2 separate regions of the Homo sapiens genome follow, and region 1 is linked to region 2. A link is a loop called in an ENCODE intact Hi-C map of the cell type or tissue named here. Cell type or tissue: PC-9. All regions are shown on one strand.

What was found. Peaks named below come from ENCODE experiments on the same cell type or tissue, not always from the same donor. Only the 100,000 strongest peaks of a DNase experiment are listed, where the experiment ranks them.
Region 1: a loop joins it to region 2, with 6 times the contacts of the local background. A loop is called at or near these places in 2 of 110 quality-filtered maps.

Annotation. Positions count from the first base shown.
Region 1 is chr10:113,359,581-113,367,580 of GRCh38, reverse strand. No RefSeq gene overlaps it. Among named protein-coding and RNA genes, the nearest start is that of HABP2, 190 kb to the left of the region's middle. In PC-9, no CTCF peak of the experiment used is centred here; a DNase peak (open chromatin) is centred at 4,540.
Region 2 is chr10:113,293,609-113,301,608 of GRCh38, reverse strand. LOC105378490 (a long non-coding RNA gene) reads right to left here and starts at 367. Exons shown (of 2, transcript XR_946329.2): 1 at 1-367. RefSeq lists an enhancer at 583-762. In PC-9, a CTCF peak has its summit at 4,145; DNase peaks (open chromatin) are centred at 2,348 and 4,228; H3K27ac peaks cover 1,424 bases.

The sequences.
Region 1 (8,000 bases), 66 kb before region 2:
GCTGCAGGAGCCACCTCAAAGGGCACCTTCTTGGGAAGCTTTCTCTGACTCTCCTTGAAGACATAGCTTCTCCCACCTTCCTACGCCCCTGGGTCTTGCCCACGCTTCCTGCGATAATGAAGATGATGAGGTTGTGTCATCACCTCTCCTGGGAAGACTGCGAACTCTTTTTCAAGAGCCCCCAACCCGGCACCTGGACAGCACATGGCATAGAAAAGGAGCTCAAGCTTGAATTGAATGAAGATAATGTTCCATGTTCCATGGGTGTCCAAAAAAAACAAAACACGACTAAGTTTCCAGCCTTTTTACAATGGACTGAATATTTATGTTCCCCATCTCCCACAAATTTATATATTGAAATACTAACCCACAATGTGATGGTGTTAGGAGGCAGGGCCTTGGGGAGGTGATTAGGTCATGAGGGTGGAGCCCTCATGAATGGGATTAGCACCCTTATAAAAGAGGCTGGAGCGAGGCCCTTTGCCCCTTCCACCACGTGAAGTCACAGCTAGGTGTCATCTCTGACCCAGAACACAGGTCCTCACCAGATACTGAATCTGCCAACACCTTTATCCTGGATTTTCTAGCCTCCAGAACTCTGACAAATAAATTTCTGTTGTTTAAAATCTACCCAGTTTGTGGTATTTTGTTATAGCAGCCTGAACGGGCTAAAAAATTTCTTGATTCCTTTCATTAGCAATCCTAAAGGAAGTGATAGTTGGGTCTTTCATGAGCAAAGAGTCTGTTACTAAGACGGTAAGAAGTTAGAGGAAAGTTACAAAGTAGACAAAGATGTCCACTTCTACTCAACACAGCTCTGGAGATCCTGGCTTATGCCAAAGACAAGAAAAAGAAGTGAGGTCCATGGAATGGAATAGAAGAGACAAATTGTAATTTCCAGATGTTATGATTTTATGATTGCCCACATTAAAAACTCCAAAAGAATCCACAAACAATTAGAACTAATAAGAGACTGTATCAGGATAGGATAGAAAATCAATCTCCTAAAATTAGTAGAAGGAGAAGCAAAAAGAGAAAGTAGACATATGAACAAAGAAACAAAATGTGTTTCTAGTTAAATACCTCATTGTCTTTGGGAGAAAGGGGAGGGATATGGAAATTTTTGATCAAGCAAAGCACAGGGCCCTTTGGCCACATTTCAGCTTGCAACAAGGAAGACTTTCCTAACCAGGGAGAACTCTATGGAGGCCTTCAAGCTGAGTTGGCACAGAGAGTATGGGACATATTATTAAATGTGAATTGAATTAGATGACCTTTCTGGTTCCCTCTAATCCTGAGACCCATTTAGGATAAAACACTCTGGCATATTCAAAAGGAAGAACATACACAATCATTGCTTTGTTTGGAGAATGTCATAGGCAACCTCTAAGATGGCGTCCAATGATCCCAGCCTCCTGGTATTCATGCCCTTTGTGTAAATCTCTCTTCTTGAGTGTGGACTGAATTTACTGACTTGTCCCTAACAAATAGAATAGAGCAGAAGTGACGAGATTTCACTCTTAAAATGCAGTTATAAAAAGACCGTGGCTTCCATCTTGGGTGCTTTTTGTCACTGCAAAGCTAGCCCTAAGAGAAGCCAGTTGCCAGGTTATCAGGTGCCCTATGGAGAGATCCACGTGGCTAAAACTGAGAGAGGCTTCTGTCTGATACCCAGCAAGAAATGGAGGCATTCAATCCAAGGGCCAGGAGAAACTGAATCCAGTCGACAACCCCATGAGTGAGCTTAGAAGCAGATCCTCCCCAGTCAGCCCTTCAGATGAGAGTGCAGCCCTGGCTGACACTTTGACTCCAACTTCATGAGAGGCCACAATCCCAGAGATGTCTAGCTAAGCTGCAGCCAGATTCCTGACCCATAGAAACTGTAAGATAATATATGTTTGCTGTTTTAAGCTACTGAGTTTTGAGATGATTTGCTATACAGGACCAGTAACTAATGCAGGGGTCTTTTCACCTGTGCTTCACACCGGGAACCTGTGCTTCTGGTCAGTAGCCTACATTTTTTACAAGGAATTTTAAAATTTAAATCTCTTGGAGTCCCACTTCATGACAGTCATATTTCTTTGAATTCTGGGCCTCACCCTACTTTTGAATATTAATTGGAGAGAAGTAGGAGGAGGGTGCTACAGGGTCTGCCTTAACCTTCAGGGATGTGTACTTACGTTGACTTGATGATCCTCATTCAGAAAACTAACAATCTACTAACATGTTCCCACTGCATCTTCTCTGGCCACAGAGTGCAACTGTCAAAAGCATCAATCAGCGCACTACCTGAAATTAACCATGATTCTGGGATGGAATTAACAAGCAGGTCATGTCCATGATTTGGCCATGGTTTTGGTGTTTACCATTCTTCCAGTCAGTGGTACTGTGTTTCCACTGACAACTTGATGCTCATTCAAGCATTTGGCCATATCAATATTGCAGTTCCCCAATACCCTCTCAGGCTAGGCTTCATAATACTCTCTCCTTTACCTCTTCACATTACCTGCTACTTGTTCTTTGTCTTTCATCTTAGGAACCACTTCCTTTGTGATGTGCTTCTTGGCCACTTAAACCAAGTCATTGTTAGGTGCTCATCCTACATTCTCCAACAATTCCTTGTACTTCCCCAATCACAGCACTTCTCACATTATTATACCTACTTTGTTATAAACCTTTTTCCCCACCAGACTTAAGCTGCAAGACTAGCTATTTTGTCTCTTTTGGTTCTGTTGCATCCTTAAAGCCTAGCAAAGTCTCTAGCACTTAACAATTGAATAATAAATACATAATAAATAAATAAATAAATGCTTTGTACTCTTCAGGCCAAAAGTTTGCTTCCAGAACTTACCCAAGCACCCTACCACGAAAATCTCATAGAACAGCAACCTGGATTAAAACAATGTGGACAATAAAAGGAAATCAGAATGCAAAAGGGCAGACATACTCAAAGGACAGTGGAAGAACAAGACAGCCATCCAGATAACACAAGCCGTCAGACACACTTTGTCTGCAGTTCACTGGTGAATTCAGGTGGGGGTGTGCTGTTGGCCTAAATTATCTGGATAAGCCTTCATTTTGCTTTGGTCCATAAACTCTTTTATCTCCTCTACAGTTGGGAAGTTGGCAAAGCTTGCTTCTCCCACCAGAGAATGCAGATGAGCTCCCAGGCACTGGCCTTCCTCCTATTCAGTTTCATCCCTTTTAGTTCCATTTCATTTCCTTTAGTTCCAGTTGGTTCCCTGGGTTAAGGATTCCAGAACTGTTTCAGAGCTACTTTCTATTTCAACTGATCTTACGATCGAACCTCAGTGAGCTTTAGCACATGGTATTCACTTTGCACATTATTCCAGCTTTGAGAATGTCGATGCTAAACTTTTTAAATATGATGGAAGGAACAACTTTAAAATAGTTTCAGAAAAAAATTATTGATGTCTTAAATCTCCTTGTCTTTTGCAACTTATTTTAAGCCACATGACTGTACAAAATAGCTACTAGAAGGCTTGCCATCCCCTAGGCTGTCTCTACAGAAAAAAAAAAATCACTTTGAACAAAAATGAGTTTAAAATCCTATTTAAATGACTGGTTGATCCAATCAACAAGGGGGATAACAGGGTGGATGCCACCTGATGAATTTACTTTTGCTGTATAGCAAACCACCCCACAACTTTGTGGCTTAAAACAATTACTTTTAAATTTAGCTCTCAATGCTGTGTGTTGGCTGGGTGGTCTTTGCTCTAAGCTGGTTAAGCTAATCTCTGTTGCTGGTCCCTCTCATGCCACAGTAGTCAGTTGATAGGTGGGCCAGTGGCTGGGTGATCTGGAATGGCCTCTCTACATAACTGGTAGGTGACAGGGTATCAGCAGGGGACTTGGCTATCATCCTCCAGTAGGCTAGTTGAGGCTCATCTGCATACAACTCAGTGTTCCAAGCCCAGCAAGAGAGAGAAAGTTCAAATGGACAAGCAATTTTCAAATCTCTGCTTGCTTTGCATTTGCTAATGCCGCAAATCACATAGTTAACCAAGATTCGAGAGATGGGGACATCGACTCTACCTCTTAATGAGGTATCTGCAACATCAAAGGAAAGTAAGTAGATGGGGAGAACAGAAGTATTAGTGCCATTTTTGTTCTCTATTATAATTTATATAGTTTATATAATTTTCTGTTATAATATAATTTCCATACAATTTGCCTTGTTCATTTCCCATGGATACTCTTTGAAAGAGCACTTATTTCCATTTTATGGACGACAACACTGAGGCACAAAGAAGTGAAGTAGAATGTCCATGGTTATACCACTAATAAATGACAGAGCTGGGATTTGGACTCAGTATCACATTGCTCTGAAACCTGCATTTCTACATTCCCTTTTGTGTATAACCCAAGTACTGGCTGGTTGCTAACAGGTTGCTAATCTGAATTCAAACATTTTTTTAAAAAAAATTCATGTATGTAGGCAGCAGCCTCAGTCTTGTGTTTATCAAATATTTTCAAAATATTTTGCAGAGATTATTTTTATTACCAGTTCAAAAAAACCTCAAGCCCCAGATGTGGTTAGTCAGGCTCTCTTCTCCTGAACATTCAAGCCCTAAGGCAATTTATGGTAATGAAACCTCAACTTCTTCAACTCCTTAGTGACATTCCTTCTCACTTATAAACAGAAATAATCTTCTTTTTTGAAACCATGAAATTCTGCTGCAGGCTCCACCCTTGGAAGAGACAAGACTCAGAATCTCTGGGCTCATTCCCCACCCCAGCTCTCCTTTCAAAACCATGGGGAACTGGGACCAGAACCAGGGAAACTGCCTCTTTGCATAGATAAGAACTGGTCATGTGAGCCCATCAAGTTTCAGGCAGATTACTAACCACTCCAAAAATGAAACCAGAGCCACAGTGAGCAGTGCCTCAAAGCTGGTCTCTCCCCAGTCCCTGCGAAGGTGGGTTTTCTCCATGTCCTGTTTCTGCCTCTCCTCTCCTCCTGGTGCTCTCCCTTTCTTACTGGTCTCTTTGGCCCTCTCCTTCCATTTCCATTTCTTCTAATCCAAACTTTCTTTCCTCCCCATACCCCTCTTTGACTGAGGAATACCATTAGGAATACCACTTCTATTGAAATGAGTCCAAAAGATGCCTTTGGCTGTAATTTGAAGAGATGGAAGACCCAGGAGGTGAATTAAATGCACTCAATGAATCTGGTAATCCTGTTTATTTTGAGGGAATAGAAATACATTATTTCTTACTTACATATATTCTACTTCTACTCTGAAGTCTCCCATTGACTAGGAATGAATTTATCTTCATTTGACAGTTTTATGACCCAAATCAGATAGCTCTGTCCATTGATCTGATTTAAAATGCAACCAAAGGACTGGGTTGCTTTAACAGAAATCTAAGCATGGCCAACAATGCCTGCCATCACCCAGATTTTTCATAATATGTGAGTTTCTCAGTGTGGCTATCAGGACCTCCTGGCGAAGCTTACCTCTTGAATGGCCATTATTTAGCAATAGAAATGATTCAGCAATGAAAACAAGTGCTTGACTTTTTTTTTCTTTTTAAAAGATTTATTAAAGCTCCTCAGAGGTTGTTTTTATAAAACCCAGCCCTTAGAGTGGCTGACCTTAAAAATATGTTTATCTAAGCTATATTCCCCAAAACGTTGACCAACATGATAAATAATTTATTTAATGTTGCCTTAAATATTATTTTGTTTGGTTTAAACCCAAAGTAGAAACTTCTCCCCAAAAGGAACACTGTCTCATTTTTGTATACAATGGCAACATTTGGGAACAAATAAAAGAAATATAATCTTTTTCACAAACGTTGGCTTACTAAGTGAGCTGGTTAATCCAGGGGATGCAAAATAAATGTTGTGACATTTGGCTGTTAAATTAGAAGCTGGGAACTTTGGTTGATGGTTATACCCCTATTTTTAGTACTTCCTTCAACTGGTAGGAAAATAAATATCCATAAATAAACATAGCAAGTGGGGCACAAAGGGATTATCAATAGGAAAATGCCCTTCACCCAAACCACGGAGGAGCAGCTACATGGACTGTGTTCACACTTACAAATGTCTTTTCCCAGAGATGTTGGTAAATCTAGAGCTTAGCTACATTGGAACTGCCTTCAAGACAACTTGCTAAGTGTACCCCCCACTTCCTCGGCAGAGCTGTCCCTTCATCCACAGGGGGACTAATCACGGAAGTCCTGCCCCTGGGCCACGGAGGGGGCCCTGACAGCCAAGTCAATTAGATTTCACTTTGCGAGCCCTGACACAAACTAGGCAATTAGATTCTACTTTGTGAGTCCTGACATAGGCTAGCCAAACAGATTCCACTTTCTAGGACTCTGTGATTGGTCAAGAAGCACATCTGACTCAACCTCAGCCAATTATAATTCGGTGTATATATGTGAAATAGGAAGAGAAGGAAGCTACTATTTGGGTCATAGAACTAGAGGCAAATCAAAGGCTGCCCAGGAAAAAGCCTGGCTACAACAGAGGGCACTAGAGAAGCAGAACTGAGCAATGGTGATGAGTGATTTCTGACAACGCTGTATAAGCCCCTGAGTCCAGCCATGCCCGACCATTAATTCCCCCCTTTTGCTTAAGCTGGCTGGAATCAGTGTTGGCATGTCATCTCTAATAACCAAAAGAGTCTTGACTAATCCCGGGCACCCAGGATGAGGCACAAGTTGTCCTCAGGGGATATTTATTCATTTTATCCCTCTAGCTTTCTGATACTTAGATTTATACCTATCTTAAATCCCACCATCAGAGCTACATATATTTCTGTTCATCCCCTTTTTTGGTGAAACATTCTCTATAGGTACAGGAAGTCAGGACAACTAGACAGAGTCTCACAGCAGTGAGTGTGATGACCATATCCTAGACCAAGCCAGTTCCTTAGAAGCAGTCTTGCTGATATCAGAGCATATCTTTGGATTAAAATTAAATGTGGGTGTGTGCTCAATGACCCGATATAATTACAAAACTCGTCTGTGAAGGCTCGTTTTGGGTTCAGCTGGAGACACATGTGGCACCTTAAAACTCAGGTGCCTGCATTGTACAGAGTACCTTACTTATATTGTCTCATTAAAGCCTCCCCCAAATCTTGTGTGGCAGGTATCTTTACTATCCCATTTCACAGAAAAGGAAGAAACACTCAGAATGGTTCAGAAACTTATACAGTTAATTAGTTGTGGAGGCTGGAAGAAATTCTGGGTCTGTAATATTCTATCCTTCCCTAAACGCTGGCCACTATGCTAAGAAAGTAAAAAAGCAGAGGGGTGGCCATGGGGGCTATCAGTCTACCATGTGAGATTCAAGAAGAGCTATTAAGAACAGTCATCAGTAAGCAAAGAACATTGAATTTGGAATTAGACTGTTCTGAAATTGACATCCTAGTTCTGCCACTCGTTTCTTCTGTGCTCTTGGGCACTTTTCTTTATCCCTTGAAGTCTTAGTTTCTCCACTGTGAAGCAAGGTTAATTATAATATAGTAGAGAGTCCTATTGCTTCTTGGCCCTTTGACTAAGATCAAGTGTATAGTAGACAGTCTCCAGGTACAGCTGCCAATAATTCCCCATCTCTCTTCATGAACACCACTCCTTGCTTTAATTTTGGAGGAGTCTACTTATTACCCTCTCCTTAAATGTGGGCTGGCCTCAGGACTTGTTCAGGCCAATAGAATGGGGAGGAAGTGACATTCTCAGACTTCTGAGCCCAGGCCTTAAGCTTCTGCTTCTTCTCCCTTGGAGCCCAGGCTTTAAGGAAGTCCAGCCTAGACTAATGAATGATCAGATGCCCTGAGGATGAATGACCATTTGAACATCAAGGCTTGACCAAACTCTAAACTAAATGCAGCCTCATGAAAGACCCTAAGCAAGACCAGCAGAAGAACTGGCCCAGCTGAATCCCAGCCAAACCACAGAATTGTAAGAAATAATAAATACTGTTATTTTAAGCCTTAGTCTCTGGGATGATTTGTTATGCAACA
Region 2 (8,000 bases):
CACGGGGAATAATTTCCCAGATTTCCCTGCATCTGGCCTGGTCACATGACTAAGCTCTAGCCAAGGGGATGTGAACAGAAATGATGCCCAGAACTTCCGGGACATAGCTGCAAAGGAAATGAGTGTGCACTGCTCTGTCTCTTTCTGTCTTGTCTCAGGAAAAGCCAACGTAGTGGAGAGCCATTTTAAAGCATGTATTCAAGGACACTTTCTGAATTGTGAACAAGATGGGAAGATCCTGGGTCCTCACCTCTGTGGAGTCACCTCAACAACCAACTGCTGTTAAGAGAAAAACCTGGGCCGGGCATGGTGGCTCACGTCTGTAATTCCAGCACTTTGGGAGGCCAAGGCAGGCGGATCACCTGAGCTCAGGAGTTCTAGACCAGCTTGGGCAACATGGCAAAACCCCATCTCTACCGAAAATACAAATATTAGCCAAACACAGTGGGACATACTTATGGTCCCAGCTACTCAGGAGGCTGAGGTGGGAGGATGACTTGAGCCTGGGAGGCGGACATTGCAGTGAGCTATGATTGCACCACTGAACTCCAGCCTGGGCAACAGAGCAAGATCCCGTCTCAAAAAAGAAAGAAAGAAAGAGAGAAAGAAATTAGACAAACTACATTTAACAGAGTTTAATCAAGCAAAGAATGATTCACAAGTTGGGCAGCCCCCTAAACCAGAATAGTTTCAGAGAGGAAAAAAAAGAGAAAGTGATGTTCAGAAAACGGAAGTGAGGTATAGAAACAGCTGGATTGTTTACAGTTCCACATTTGCCTTATTTGAACATGGTTTGTAACAGTTGTCCAAGTTTGATTGGCCAAAACTTGGTGATTGGCACAAGAGCAGGTTACAGTCTGTTTAGACATCCAGTTAGGTTACAGTTCACTGTGCGCAGAGAAACCTTTAGGCTGAACTTAGAATATGTAAGGAGACAGCTTTAGGCTAATTTAACGCTGCTTATTCTGGGGGAGTCTTGTGACAGCACAATTAACTTCCCTCTTTCTTATTTGAGTCAATGGTATTTTGGTCTCTGAAATAGCAATTAAATTTGTATTCTGCTAATACATGGAATAAATTCAAGGGAGGGGACCAATTGATGTTGTGGGATGGAAAGAATAGAGAAAACAGGGAAGCAGGCAAGGGTCTCAAAGTGGAAAAGCAAGTGACTGGGAGTGGCACAGTCAAGCATAAGGGATGGCTCACTAGCATTGCAGCACATAGTAGCCACTCAATTAATGTTTGCTGACTAAAAGGTTTTTCCATCACTCCAATGCAACATCCCATTTCTTGCTTCCTGGCCTTTGCCCATGTTTTCCCCATAGCCAGGAATCCCCTCCTCACCCTCACCATCTCCAACTCATGGATAAATTCTACTTATCCTTCAGATTTCCTGTTGGATGGAAATGTCACATGTTGCTTTCCCAGGGAGAGGTCATCTCTGGGTGAGATGGCTCTTCTGCATACACCCCTCAGCACCTCCCCTGCAAGTCTACCTGTCTGCCCATTTGTGCAGCTCCTCCCCCAGACTGAGAATCCCAGGAGGACAGGGACCTCACCTGACTATTAGCCACTGTATCCCCAAGGCCAGCTCCAAGCTGCACATAGGATGGTCACGGACCTTTGATGAAGCGCCAAGCCAGAGATTGGCTTTCAGAGGAGCTGGTTAGACAACAATGACCTGGGAATTTTGGAGGTGTCAGTTCACATTAGTCCCTCTCTAGCAAACTGCCTTTTGGGGAGTCCCAGCCAGGTGCCCAAATACCTCTGTCCTGGGGGGAACCACCAGAGACCTCACCTGCCAGCAGGGGCTGCTCACCACTTATGATCCTTACCGGCGGCCTTCCTCCCTCACCTTCCTCCTCATTCAGGTGGCTGTAGTTGAGTTGGGGGTTTGTTTTTCTCTATTTCCTTCTCACTTTCTGCCTTGGCTTTTATGTTTCCAATTGTCATTCTGCTGTTTAGTGCCAAGTCCCACTGCGCACAGCACTCTGGCCGCCCACCTGCCTCTGATGAGTGCGCCGTACCCGGCTTCTCCGCTCCCGGCGCCTGCAGCGCCACATGAAAGCTGTGCTTTTATCACCAGGAACCCTTTGCCTCCAATTTTTTCATATCTTATTAAGGCTCAAACCGGTTTGAGCAATTTCTTCAAAAGCCACACAGATTATTCAAAACAACAACAATAGGGAAGGAATAAAAGCAGCTAAACTGCAAAAATTATCTGGTACACTCGACACTTCAGTCTCTTGCTCTTTCTGACAATCATGTCACCTGACAGGGAGCAGGCGGAGAAGACTCACTAGAAAACTGCCCCATTTCCCACAGTGCCAGATCACCCTGCAGCCCGCACTCCTTGCAGGAGCAAGGTGACTCATCCTGCTCCCCAGCTCCACAGGCATGCCACCTGCATGGGGCCCAGGGCTCACAAGGGCCCTGTGCTTTGTTTAAAGCTATGCTGTTGGGGTCTTGAATTCTCTTTTTTTTTTTTTTTTTTTTTTTTGGAGACAGAGTCTCGTCCTGTCACTCAGGCTGGAGTGCAGTGGCACAATCTCGGCTCACTGCAGCCTCCACCTCCTGGGTTCAAACGATTCTTATGCCTCAGCCTCCCCAGTAGCTGGGATTACAGGCATGCGCCATTACACCCAGCTAATTTTTCTATTTTTGGTAGAGACGGGGTTTCACCATGTTGGTGAAATGCCTGGCCTCAAGTGATCTGCCTGTCTCGGCCTCACAAAGTGCTGAGATTACAGGCATGAGCCACGGCGCCCGGCCCTTGAATTCTTAGAAACTTTTGAATAAGGGCCCCACACTGCCATCCTTCAGTGGGCCCTGCACATGACACAGCTGGTCCTTCCTTAGAAGTTCCCTTTGGAGAGTTACCTCCTGCCTTCCCACACACTAGCATCAGAGCTGCCCAGTATCATAAGGACCTCAGAACTGTAACCTGGAAGAGCCATGGGACAAGCCTGATGTAGGCCAAAGGACTGAGTCCAACCTGGGTTTGAATCCTACCCTGCAATTTACTAGCCTTAGGCTAATTATCACATGCCCCTGAGCTTCAGTTTCCTTATTTCCAAGAGGAAGAAAATCATACCTTACCTTACAAAGTTGTTGGGAGGATCAAAGAACATAATTTATTGTAGCGGGGCACCTGGAAGAGACTGCGGCTTTAAATATTGAAGGTGGAAAATCGCCATTTGGGGAATGTCAGATAATCTCTTTAGTCCATAAAGAAAAAACAAATGAATTTACCTTTGAGCAGATACTCCCTTTGTTCAGGAGGGGCCATGTCACTGGGCCCTCCTGGTAGTGCTGGTAGGACCAGTTCTCATTCTAATGCATATCATTAACAAATGTCAATCGGAGACTCCTCAGATGAAATCTAAAGTCAGAAATTCATTTTCTGTAAAACATGGGATTTCAGTGTCCTATGTCTGAAGATCACTGTTTATTCTTGGAAGTTTCATTTGTATTTTTGACCAAGAATGAGCTCACAGGTGATCTGCTGCCAAGACCTGCCCGTACCAGGAGGGAGATGCAGGCCCCATCTTCTCTTTTCTGAATGTTGGCAGATGATGAAAGGACCCTGGTCCAGGCTTGGCCCCCAAAACCAGGTCCGGGCAATTGAGTTACTCCTGCAGGCTACTTTAGTTGAAGAAGCCAGATTTGGGAGAGGGGCAATGACAAGTGTGACCACTTGGTAGAGGTTGTGGGGTCAGACAGCAGCCTGGTTGGGGCAGCGGAGGGGACATTCCCTTCAGAGGAAAGAAAATGGAAGCCCATTGGCAGGCTTCCTGGGAAATGGGACGATTCCTGGTGAATGAGATGAGGTGGACTTGGGACTCAGGGATGGAGCTCTTCCTCTCTCTGAGAGTGGCTGGGACTCATCAGCAGAAATGTTCTGAAGGTCTCTTCAGGGTCCTCTAGCCTATGAAAGCCCCATAGAAGCTACACAGGGCAAACCTTATTCTTCTAGTTAAATTCCATTATCCCCAAATAGTAAAGTTATACCATTTCCATCATATTTCAGCTGTGCTTCGGGCCCTGAAGGAAGGAGCTCACATCCATATTAGGGATAAAGATATGCGTCTGCAGCCTGGAAAACAGGATGCTGGAGATGTCCAGCTGAGCTCGAGTGGGGCAAGAATGCAGAGCAAGTGGCCTGCAGGGGATGACACGCCACCACTTAAGAAACCTGTACACATTCCTCAGGAGTCCCAGAAATGCCCTAGAGAAGAGAACTTTCTTGAAGAATGCACTTCCTATAATGAATATGACACCAAAAATGCAGGCAACAAAACCAAAAGTAAACAAGTGGGACGATGTCAAACTAAAAAGCTTCTGCACAGCAAAGAAAACAATCAACAATGTGAAAAAGCAATCTATGGAATGGGAGAAAATATTTGCAAATCATATGTCTGATAAGAGGTTAATCTCTAAGACATATAAGGAACCCTTACAACTCAGTAGTACAAAAAAAAAAAAAAAAAAACACCCTGATAACTCAATTTAAAATGGGTTAAGAACTTGAATAGACATTTCTCCAAAGAAGACATACAAAATGGCCAACGGGTATATGAAAAAATGCTCAACATCAATAGTTATCAGAGAAATGCAAATGAAAGCCACAATGAGATATCACCTCACATCTGTTAGGATGGCTATTACCAAAAAACAAAAGACAAGTGTTAGCAAAGAAGTGGAGAAATTGAAATCTTTGCACACCATTGGTGGGAATGCAAAATGATATAGCCACTCTGAAAAACAGTATAGCGGTTTCTCAGGCTGGGCTTGGTGGCTCACACCTGTAATCCCAGCACTTTGGGAGGCTGAGGCAGGTGGATCACGAGTTCAGGAGGTCGAGACCATCCTGGCCAACAAGGTGAAACCCCATCCCTACTAAAAATACAAAAAATTTGCCAGGCGTGGTGGCAAGCGCCTGTAGTCCCAGCTACTTAGGAGGCTGAGGCAGGAGAATTGCTTGAACTTGGGTGGCGGAGGTTGCAGTGACCCGAGATCGCGCCATGCACTCCAGCCTGGGCGACAGAGACTCCGTCTCAAAAAAAAAAAAGAAAAACAGTATAGCGCTTTCTCAAAAAATTAAAACTAGAACTACAATATGATCCAGCAATCTCACTTCTGGGTATTTATTCAAATAATTGAAATTGGAAAATGTGGTATAAACATACAATGAAATACTATTCAGCCTTTAGAAAATAAGGAAATTCTGCAATATGGACAACATGGATGAAGCTTGAAAAAATTATGCTAAGTTAATGAAGCCAATTACAGAAAGACGAATACTGCAAGATGAATAAGCTACAGAGATCTGCTGTACAACACTGAACCTATGATCACCAATAATATACTGTATACTTACTAATTTAAGAGGATAGATCTCATGTTAAGCATTCTTACTGCAATGAGGAAAAGAAAAGAAGGAAAGAATAAAAAGAATGGACTCCGTTTATCCTGTGAAATGGAGTTAGGATTATTAGTATGTGGCCACAGATGACTGAACAGGTGCAGAAGTGGGGTGGGCTGTGGTAAGGGAAAGGTCAGCTGGGTTCCATATGCAAAATGATTTAATTGGCCACTTAATGACCAACATAATAATGATGATTATTTTCAGTAGAGGAAAATAAAGCCCAGAAAGCTGAAACAATTTTTCCAAATGTTCGTTCTCTCTCTGCCACCTGCATCCCCTTGCAGGAGAGCCTACTTGGTCCATAGCTCCAGGAGGAGCAACCCACGGCATAATGGGACCCACTGCCCCAGCTCACAGCTGATTGGACCAGAAGCAAACACGTGACTCGAGTTAAGCCAGTCAAATTCTCTCTCCTCACTATTTAAACAAGGGGATTGTTGGTCTCGGCTGCATCAGTGAGTTGTGAAAAGCCTCGAGTGTTGAGTGTGGAGTCAGTGTCACAGTCAGCCAAAGCCAGTGGTGGCCAAAGTAAGGCACAGAAAGTAGGCCTGGCAAGGACAGTTGGTCTGCAGGGAGGAGAGCTGAGCAAGTGTCCGGGGAGCTGCAGACACAGCCACCTATGGGATGTCAGAGAGAGATGGTGTCTTCCCACTTGCTGTGAGGCCAGGTGGACTTCCTGCAAAGAGGTCCCAGGAAATGCCCCTGAGTGCTGATAATAATGCCCCTGTTTTTTCACTCAGACTAAATTGTATGAGTTTCTTTTCCCTACAACCACAGTCCCTGGGCCCATTAGCAGAGGGGGCCAAGGCCTGTCATAACATGTCAGGTGGACTCCCAGCCCAGTGCTCTTTCTGTACCACAACACCTGCTTTCTCCCTTGGCATAAGGCAAATTTCTTTGGTATGAATGGGGTCCATCTGGGTATTCTGTGGTGAAAATGTACTTTTTCTATACCCTCACAAGGTTGTGGATGTGACAAAATGCCCACAAACGACTCAAGTCTATCTGAAGATCTCTGAGTAGGGGTGGTCACATGACACCCGAGAGTCAACTGGCAGACAACTGGCCAAGCAGTGGCTAAAGCCACCCCAGGGACCAAAGGAGCCTTTGTCTGTGGCCTGGCAGAGCTCCCTGTCCTGGCCCAGGTATTCATGTTGCAAATCCTGACATCAGGTGATTCCCAGAAAACAGTGAGACTTGAGCCCAGGGTGGCCAAGTTCCATGTATTATTTCCCTTCTAGGAAACAAATAATTTGGCAAGAGAAATCACTTGGGAACTTTCCATCCTCAGCGAGAATGCTGGGACCCATTCATTCTGGGGCTCACCATAGCGAATAATCCACGTAACTTCTCCATTGGATCATTGTGTTGCAGCTATTGATCTGGGATCCTCAATAAAAAATAAACCTCCTTAGAAATAATAACAATAATAAGAGCTGGCAGGTCGCGGTGGCTCACACCTGTAATCCCAGCACTTTGGGAGGCCAAGGCGGGCGGATCATGAGGTCAGGAGATTGAGACCATCCTGGCTAACGCAGTGAAACCCCATCTCTACTAAAAATACAAAAAATTAGCCAGGTGTGGTGGCACATGCCTGTAATCCCAGCTACTGGGGAGGCTGAGGCAGGAGAATTGCTTGAACCCTGGGGGCGGAGGTTGCAGTGAGCCGAGATCGCACCACTGCACTCCAGCCTGGGTGACACAGCGAGATTCTGTCTCATAAAATAAAAATAAGAGCTGTTACTACCAGGTTCTTTGTCTACATTAGCCTCAAAAACTACCACATAAAGTAGGTGGTATCATTCCATTTTACAGACAAGTAAACTGAGGCCCAGGGTTATTCAATATTTCACTTGAAGTCACTCAGCTGGTAATTGATCAAGCTGGGAGTTTACTCCACTCTGCCACTAGTGAAAGCTAGTGAGTTCCTAAAGTATGCTTTAGATACTTTGTCCAAATTCCTTCATTTACTCTTCATAAACAACCCTATGATTGCAGTTATACTAATATGTAGATAATGAAGCTGAAGCACAAAGAGGCTAAGTAGTCTTCCCAAATCATTGGTAGAAATGAGATTTAAACTCCACTCTGCATGGCCTCAAAACCAGAGCTTCCGCCTAGGTCCCCTCCTTCAGTTCTCTTCTGAGCTCCTCTCTGGCAGGGCCTGGCTGGGGCTGATGGATAAAGTCCCACTAAGACACAAACTGATGTGTTAAGGCGTTATTCTCCTGCCCAACCTGGACTTCCCCCAGTGCCCTTACTGGTGTCCCACGCAGAATTGTTGGACCTCACAACTGCTCTGTAAGGTGGGCAGACACATCCCCAGAGCCCTACCTCCCATATGAGAACTCTGAGGCCCAGAAAGACGCTTGGTCAACTCCAAGATCACACAGCTGGTAAGCGGCAGAGCTGGGGCTTGAACATGTGCTGTCTCCACAGAAACACACTGTGACTTCCAGACATTTGCAACAGAAAACTTTGGAAAACCCAAAAGTCCTCAGGTAAAAAGAAATGTGTAGCGAAAAGGTGGAATTTGAGTCAGGATGACAGGCCACATGAGAGGAAACATTCC